Regions from separate parts of the Mus musculus genome. Here region 1 is linked to region 2. A link is a contact called in ENCODE Hi-C or POLR2A ChIA-PET data. All regions are on one chromosome and are shown on one strand. Each heading gives the region's core, a stretch centred on a gene start or an enhancer-like site at or near the end of the contact. The rest is flanking DNA. Distances are from core to core; before and after follow the strand shown. Region 1 holds the start of Lin9 (lin-9 homolog (C. elegans)). Region 2 has its middle 17 kb from the start of Mir6904.

The links. Hi-C counts contacts between places; a loop is a spot of excess contacts on that map. ChIA-PET counts read pairs that join two places held with the same protein, here RNA polymerase II (POLR2A).
Region 1: a map of heart shows a loop between it and region 2 (4-fold over the local background). The contact joins the promoter of Lin9 here to the enhancer-like site in region 2. A Hi-C loop is called at or near these places in 6 of 37 maps with a recorded cell type or tissue (gastrocnemius, heart, left cerebral cortex and 1 more). POLR2A ChIA-PET finds 5 or more read pairs at or near these places in 3 of 5 experiments (all embryonic stem cell).

Annotation. Positions count from the first base shown.
Region 1 is chr1:180,638,249-180,642,517 of GRCm38, forward strand. It overlaps Lin9 (lin-9 homolog (C. elegans)), which reads left to right and starts at 2,902. Exons shown (of 15, transcript NM_001103182.2): 1 at 2,902-3,149. The coding sequence starts at 3,071.
Region 2 is chr1:180,602,246-180,606,304 of GRCm38, forward strand. No RefSeq gene overlaps it. Among named protein-coding and RNA genes, the nearest start is that of Mir6904, 17 kb to the left of the region's middle. Within about 2 kb of position 2,499, at least 3 of the 3 ENCODE cell types and tissues checked have a DNase peak (open chromatin) inside an H3K27ac peak, as active enhancers do; they include gastrocnemius, heart and left cerebral cortex, where a contact is called at or near this core.

The DNA of each region.
Region 1 (4,269 bases), core at 1,652-4,151, 36 kb after region 2:
TGTGAAAGCTAGAAACTACAGCAGACTGCAGTCTGCAGGCAACCCAACAGGTTGCTGAGTCCTTTCCAAATGGTTCAGTTGGTCTGAGCCTCTTCCTGGCAGCTCAGTGTCTGTGTCTTCTACAGTTCAGCAGGTCTTTGCTTCCACACTGCTTTGGCTCGCCTGCTTCTCCTGGACTTATCCCTGCTTCTTCCAGGTACCAGGGCTTAGCTGAAAGTGACTCTCACAAGTCCTTACACTTTACATACTCTTGGGGGAGAGAGGGGTCTAATGAATCTAGTCTGTTTCAGGAACTTCCTGAAACGGTTTTGAATTGTTAGTTTCCTTAAGGAGATTTCCTGCAGTATTTCTCCTTCCCATAGTGTATCTTGTTTCACTTCCCTGAAAACATCTTAAGAAATTTCCTGGGTCTGGAGAGATGGCTCAGTGGTTAAAAGCATTCAGTGCTCTTCTGAAGGTCCCAAGTTCAAATCCCAGCAACCGCATGGTGGCTCACAACCACCTGTAATGAGAATGGATGACCTCTTCTGGTGTGTCTGAAAACAGCTACAGTGTACTTACACATAATAAATAAACCTTTTTTGAAAGAAAGAAAGAAAGAAAGAAAGAAAGAAAGAAAGAAAGAAAGAAAGAAAGAAAGAGAAAAAAGAAAGAAAGAAAGAAAGAAATTTCCCTCCAAAACGGAAGGTTTTATTTCAGGAAACAGCTACACAACATGGGGTACTGGGATTAAAGGAGTATACCACCAAGCCCAAAGTGTGTTTTAAAGCAAACAAGATAACTTACAAAATCGTGTCATCCTAAATTGGAATATACAAATGAAGGAAACTTATCCTATGGTTTCTGTTGCTATGGGTAGAATCACGGTGTCTCCTTCAAAACTCATATTGAAGTTTAATCTGTCATGCAACAGTATTAAGAAGCTCTGACCCTCCCAAATGGGATTCACATCCTCCTGGCAGCTCAGCTGTCTGTCTCTTCTACCCAGCAGCAGGTCTCAGTATGAAGGGACACTCATGCTCTTCCATCTCGGGAAGAGAACGCATCCTTCACCCCGGGAGACATAACAGCAAGATACCCATCATGGAAGGAGAAAGCGGCCCTCATCACAACCACCGGACATTGCCAGAATCCAGAACCATAATAAATGTCTGTCATTTAGTAATTACCAAGCAAGTCACAAGGTACCTTGTCTCAGAAGCATAAATGGATTAACACATGCTGTTACATTAGAGAGAAACCAAGGTAGTGAAAAATGTATGAAAACTGCCTCTGAGTAAAATCTGACTTGCTCTGATCTGACAACACCTGTCTACTAGGTTTCACCATTCTTGCCTCTCTCTTCTCTCTCAGCTTCCTCCATGTTGATTGCTGCTCTTTTATTCTCAGAGAGTTAAATTATGCCCGATCTCATTTTCAAATTGATGAAGACACCCAAGTCCCAAGCAGGACCAGTTTCCTGTTACGAGGCAGGCTGGTCTGAATGTGTTCAGAAGGCTCAGGGGGGGTTAGATTCTCTCAGAAGGCTAGGTTACTTTGTTACAACGTTTTACTTCCCGCCCACCTCCTCCCCCACTTACCCTGGGCCCAGAAGGGCCAGCACCCATGTGCTTCTCTTGCTCGCACTAGTCTTTCCCCTCACCTCTCGAAAGGTGGATTTTCCATCCTGCCCCTCCCTCCACCCCAGATTCAGCGGTACTCCCTACTGTCTATAAACTGGAGGCTGTAGCAGCAAACAGCTGGCTGCAAGGAGCCATTATAAGTTCTTTCCACTCATTAAGCAAGAGTGGAATTTTTGCCTGCATTTTACTGAGGAGAAGTTGAAGCACAAGTATTAAGCTTGCCTGGGACTGATACAAGTAGCAGCCCAAGTTGCACCCTTAACTTTCACAGCCTGCTGCCCTTTTCCTGAGCCTGAAGTCTTCCACTCTATTGCTCGCCCAAGAGTCTCATCTTGTCTTTCTCCAACCTGTGCCTCACATTCTTGAATGTGTTCTAGAAAAGAAATGAAAGCCTGCCCTTCGTACTACTTAAGACCTCGCTTTATTCTTTTTACCAAGCCCAACTTAGCCTGGGCTGGCCTGTCTAGATCTGCTCTCACCTCACTGAACCATCTTTAAACTTTTTAGTTTGTGGAAGTCACTCATCCACTCGTTTTTGTTTTGTTTTAAATTCTCCATTCGCCGACTACCCCCTCCTCATAAATCCCTGGAGAATAGACCCACCCCGGAGATCAACCACGCTTGTAAAAATAGTAGTTGAAAAGCCACCGTGGTTTAAATACTAGAAAGTGTTACAGATGGGAACCGTGAAATCTTTCCCGGCTTCTTTCAGCAAGGGAGGAATCCCCATCCAGTTTCATTACACTTGGCTAGTGTCACTTGTGTCTTCCCCAAGCATCCTTAGTCACTGTGAGGCTCCCAGCTCACTACCGGTCTCGGGTGGAGCGCATTAGAGAAAGAAAGCAGGACAGTTCACTAGCCCTCGGCCTACACCAACTTGGTGACCTCTCAAGGTCTCGTCCCGGCCGCTCGCAGCTCAGGTTCCGGCCCGGGCCGCCCGGACCCCGCGTCCGTGACCTGCAGGCGAAGCGGACGCCGCGGCCCGGGCACTCGGTGGGGGGGAAGGGCAGGGGCCGGGGCGCCGGAGAAACGCGATCTGGGGAGCCGAGTCCACGTTACTTTGGGCAGAGCCCCCTCCGTGCCAAGCGACCAGGAACCCAGGTCTCGTCCGCCGCGCCACCGGCCCGGGCCTGCGTCCCGCTCCCCTCGGGAACCGGCCTGCAGTTCCCGCAGCCGCAGCGCGGGCCGCGCGCCGGGAGCGAGCGCAGGCGAGGGGGGCGGCGCGGGCGGGCGCATCGGTGCTGGCGCCGCGCCCCCCGCGCTCGGCCCTACCGGGCCTCTCGGCGAGGCGTCCCCTGTCCTCCTCCGGGCCCGGCCCGGGGTGCGGGCGAGGCCCCGAGGCCCCCTCCCGCCGGGCTCGGGCGGAGCCGGACGGCCTGGCGGGAGCAGGCGCCGCGGGCCGCGAGCTCCTCATTCGAACCTCCCTCGCAGACAGTCTCCGCCCCACAATGCACCGGGGCGGGCAGCCTTTGAAAAAGCGGCGCGGCTCGTTCAAGATGGCGGAGCTCGACCAGTTGCCTGACGAGAGTAAGTAGCGTCTCAGAGCAGCCCTCCTTCCCGCCGGTTGCCCGTCCCGGGGTCGCACCGGCCGAGTCCGGTTGCCGGGCAGGTGGGATGGCCGCCAGCCCACCGCAGTCCCCGGCCTTCCTCCTCAGGCGCTGCCGCCGCGTCGCCGCCTTTGTTATGGTGTCTTGTGTGTCTGTTTCTGGGGTTGTGCGAGCGCCAGCGCCGGAAACCGAAAGCCCGGGAGTCCAGCCTGTCCTGACGGAGTCGGCGGCTGCTCTCCCGGAGCGACTGCTGTCGCCGGCCGGGGTGGGCGAAGAGCGGCCCCCCAGTTGCGGGCGCCGTCCTCCTCGCCCGCCCGGTTATGTAACTCGCCGGCCGGGGGCCGGGAGGGCTCGGGCTGGGCACCGGGGACACAGCCCCTCTTGGTGCCCCGGGCCTCCGATCTGATCCTCTGACGGCTCCTGCTTCTGCAGGCACTTGTGATCGCTCCCCCCGACCCCCCGCGTCCATCCTGGAAGTGTTTTCTTCCGTGTCACACAGGCTTGGCCCCTTCCCCTGGGACTACAGGTGGCCCTGGACCTTTCCGGAGATGATCCAGCCGGGATACAGTGCCGAGGTAGCCCCATTCCCAGTCTCCCTCCTGAGTGGATGTGTCTCTAGACTGTGGGGTGGGCATTACACACGGATGTGAGCACCGCAGCCCATATAAGTATGTTATTCTGCCTGACACCCACCCCTGTTCACTGCCTCACTTCTCCTTCTATACTCACAACCTCTGAGACGGATGTTCACCTGTCCGCAGACAGTAAAGCCAGCTACTCTGCGACCTAAGGACAAGGGAACAATTTTGTAATTTTCATATTGCACACATTATTAAAAGGCATTTTAGTTACAAAATGGTCTTGAAGCAACACGTACTCTGTGGTGTGTATTTGTAGCCCTTGGTCAACGAAAGGTTCGCAGGTGTGGTGGCGCACATCTTTAATCTCAGCACTCGGTAGGAAGAGGCAGGTGGATCTCCGAGTTCGAGGCCCACCCAGTCTACATACCAAGCTCCAGGACAGCCAAGGCTACACAGAGAAATCCTGTCTTGGAAAACAAACAAACAAACAAACCTCCAAACTGAGCAATCTGTATTTAG
Region 2 (4,059 bases), core at 1,249-3,748:
AGTCTTAGCCGAGTGGTTGTGACACATTGTTTTAATCCCAGCAGCACTCAGGAGGCAAATGGATCTCTTGCGTTCAAAGATAGCCAGGGCTACACAAAGAGACCTTGGGCTGGGGGAGGATCTCAGGCCTTGCCCCGAGAATGACAGCTGTCTTTGTTAGGGCTTCTACTGTAGTGAAGAAACGCCTGGCCATGGCCACTCTTACAAAGGGAAGGTCTCTCTCCCCTCTCTCCTCTCTCTCTCTCCTCTCTCTCTTCTCTCTCTCCGTCTCTCCCTCTTCTCTTCTCTTCTCTTCTCTTCTCTTCTCTTCTCTCTCTCTCTCCCCCTCTCTCCCTCCCTCCCTCTCTCCCTCTCTCCCTCTCTCCTCTCTCCCCTCTCAGTTTTTTTTTCTCTTTGTAGTCCCCTCTGTCCTAGAACTTAACTCTAAACTAGGCTGGCATTGAACTCAGAGATGGTCTACCTCTGCCTCCCAAGTGCTGGGATTAAGGGATTAAAGATATGTGCCACCAAAACCGACTAGAAAAAACATTGAATTGGGGCTGGTTTGCAGTTAAGTGTAGTTTAGTCCATTGTTCTCATGGAAGAAAGCATGGTGCTATGCAGGCAGCCATGATGCTGGAGAAGGACCTGAGAGTTTTACATTTTGATTGAAAGGAAGGGGCCGGGGGCTTCTGAAACCTCCAAGTCCACCCCGTACTGACACACTTCCTCCCACAAGGCCACCTCTTAATAGTGCCACTCCTGTGAACTTATGAGGCCATTATCATTCAAACTAGCACAGCAACCAAAAGTGAAGTCACTATAAATGAAAAGCCAGTGCTTCGGCCCATGCTGGCATGTCCACAGACCTAACAACAACCTTACCCCAAAATTGAGGGTCTGAGTGCCATGCTCTGCCCACCTAGTAAGCAGCCCTCGGGCAGCGTCTGTTCAGCCCGTCCTTGGCTGTTCAGACTGTCCTGTTGCATTGTCTGAGAAGCACTGAGTTCCTGCACTGTGCTGGCCATCAGGATTCTGTGTGGTCTGACTGTACTCGAGTGTTGCCCTCTTAGGGAGGTGAGGACCAATCCTTCAACAAACACAGCACATTTCAAAGCTGCTGTAGAGTGATGTGCCTGGAACTTGACCTTGCTGTAAACATCAGGGCCTGGCTTTCAGGAATGAGTTTAGGCCAGCTGAGATCCAGGGCTAGCACAGTATACACAGTGCACACTGATGAGAGCATGCTATTACATTACTGAGTCCTAGCACTCGGAAGGTAGAGGCCAGCCTGGGCTACACTATGAGACACTCGTCTCATGAAAAGCTGATTTGGGGGGCTGGCGAGATGGCTCAGCGGGTAAGAGCATTGACTGCTCTTCCAAAGGTCCTGAGTTCAAATCCCAGCAACCACATGGTGGCTCACAACCATCCGTAATGAGATCTGACGCCCTCTTCTGGAATGTCTGAAGACAGCTACAGTGTACTTACATATAATAAAAATAATTTAAAAAGCTGATTTGGGGCTGAGAACAAGGGGATGGAAAACTAGCCTCGGTGAAGGACTCTGGTGAAGGCGGGGGGGGGGGGGGGGCATCTAACGTTGACTTCTGGATCCTGACATTGAGTACACAAGCACACACAAAGTTTTTAAAATATTGAAGAAAGGGTAAGAGGACACTGTGGTAAATATGTATGGACTGTCTTGGTGGGATCCATTACTTAGCAATGAATGTGCTAATACCCGAGAGAGTGATTTTATTGGACTTGGCATATGCAAGGATTTTATTAACAGTACCAGTTAAAAGGAGTTGGGGTGGGAAGCAGGGCTAAAAAGATAAAAAGATGCCTCAGTGGTTAGAAGCACTTGCTCCTGCAGAGGATCCAGGTTTGGTTCTTGGCACCTGCACAGTGGCTCCCAAGCATTTATAACTCCAGTTCCAGGGGATCTGCCATGCTTTTCTGGCCTCTGCAGGCAGGCAAAAATACTCATTCATGTAAAAGGAAAGGGGGAGAGTATAAAAATCAAGTACAAACTGGGCTATGAAAAATGGCAAAAGGACCAGCTAAGGCTTTGTGTCCAATCAGAGGTAAGGCTGGGGCGGTCACATAGGGGCGTTGACTGCAATTTTAAGTCCAGCAAACTTCAGGAGGAGGTTTTCTGGGGATGAGTGACTGTTAATCGTTTAAATAGTCTTTACTCTGAAGGACAATACTCTCGGGACAGAAATGAGAGATGGGGTCCATAGACAGCCTTCAACTCCATAGGTCATCTGAGTCCCCAAACACAGTGTGACAGTCTTCTAAATCAGCCGATCCACTATCCATCTGACATCCTGAGAATGTAAGAAGCTAGGAAATACAATCTGGATCCAGCACTGCATTTCCAATCTCTATGAACCTGGCTCCCTTTAAGTCTTTAACTGTCTGACCTGTCCTCCCCTTGACCACGAGGCCATAGGCCTCTCTGGCTCTTTCCCTGGGAAGCCCAGCCCCACTTCCAGGCAGGCTCTCAAGGGCTTAGAATAGGCAGCTGCTGTCTCAGCAGATGGCCAGGCTAATTTTAGCCATGCGCTGTTACTCACCCAGGGACCAGGCTGGGCTTTCTAGATTTGAATAAGCCAGCGTGCTACTTTGGGTTACAACCAGTAACCAAAGTTTTGAATTGTGATTTCTATGATTCTAGCATTTGTTGGGAATTTCAGAAACCTAATTTTAAAGGGTTTTGTTTCTCCGAGTGGTTTGATGGGCAGGTGACCATTGGTGCTGCCTTCTTGGTGTCCCCAATGTCCCAGGGATACCTATTGCTCTTTATGTTCCTGGATAAAATGAGAATGGAGCCAGCCACCTTGGCTTCTTGAACCATCCACCGAGCAGCTTCTGGGTGATGAGCTGCATCTTGAAGCTCCAGAGGACTGCTTTTCCAGAAGACATTGGAGCTCTCATAGGTGGTGCTTCATGGCACTTAAGGAGTTGGCGAGTCTGGAAGTTGAGACTCTAGAGAAGTTGTGTTTCTCCAAGTATTTTTTTTTTCTTATTACCCCTGTCTTAGCACCCTGACATCAGCAACTTAAGGAGAGTGTGTTTGCGGGAGGGTGAGTCAAACTTAGTTCCCCTACAGAAGCAACCTGAACCATCTCTGCAACCCCAGGAAGGGTTAGGGTACAGTCTGTTGAGGCAGCAGGAACTATAAGCAGCTGGTCACATTGCATCTCCAATCAAGAACAATGAATAGCTGTGCTCAGCTCAGCACTGTATACAGTTGAGGATCCTAACCCAGGGAACAGTGCCACCCATAACAGTAGCAAAATTACATTTATGACCACAAGAAGACCCACATAGTCAACTAACCTGGGACCGTGAAGGCTAGTGCACCCTGGGCCACCAACCAGTGAACCTGCAGAAGCTGGACCTAGACCCCCTACACAGTTGTAGCAAATGTGCAGCTTGATCTTCATGTGGGTCCCCTAACAAGTGGAGCAGGGGCTGTCTGGGTCTCTGTTCCCTGCCATTGGGTCCCCTTATTGACCTGGACTGCCCGGTTGGGCCTCAGTGGGAGAGGATGTGCCTAGTCCTGCTGAGACTAGATGCCCTAGAATGTGGTGGGACCCAAGGGGAGGAGGGATTTGTATGGGTGGGACTGGGAAGAGAGGAGAGAGAGGGGGACTGTGATCATATACATACATATATACATATGTGATGTATAGTGAGTAAAGAAAACTTACAGTTATGAAATAGCAACAAAGATACTTTCTGTGGTTGGAGAGTCACTGCAACATGTGGAACTGTATTTTAGAGTCACGGCATTAGAAAGGTTAAGAACCAATCTTCTAGACCTATCGAATCACATTGACAAATGAGATTAACCATCCTACCCCACTGAAGTGTAACTTTTCTTAGGGAGATGTAAACAAATGGCCATTTGTCCCAGGCTGCACTAACAAGGTACCAATGAAACAACTCCACCCAAGCCTAGCTTAGTGAGCCTGTGAGGGTTTCTGGGTCATTACAGTAGCATAAGAGGTTACAAAGGGGTCAAGACAGCTGCATTACCAAAAGCCCACTCTCAGCATGGATGAC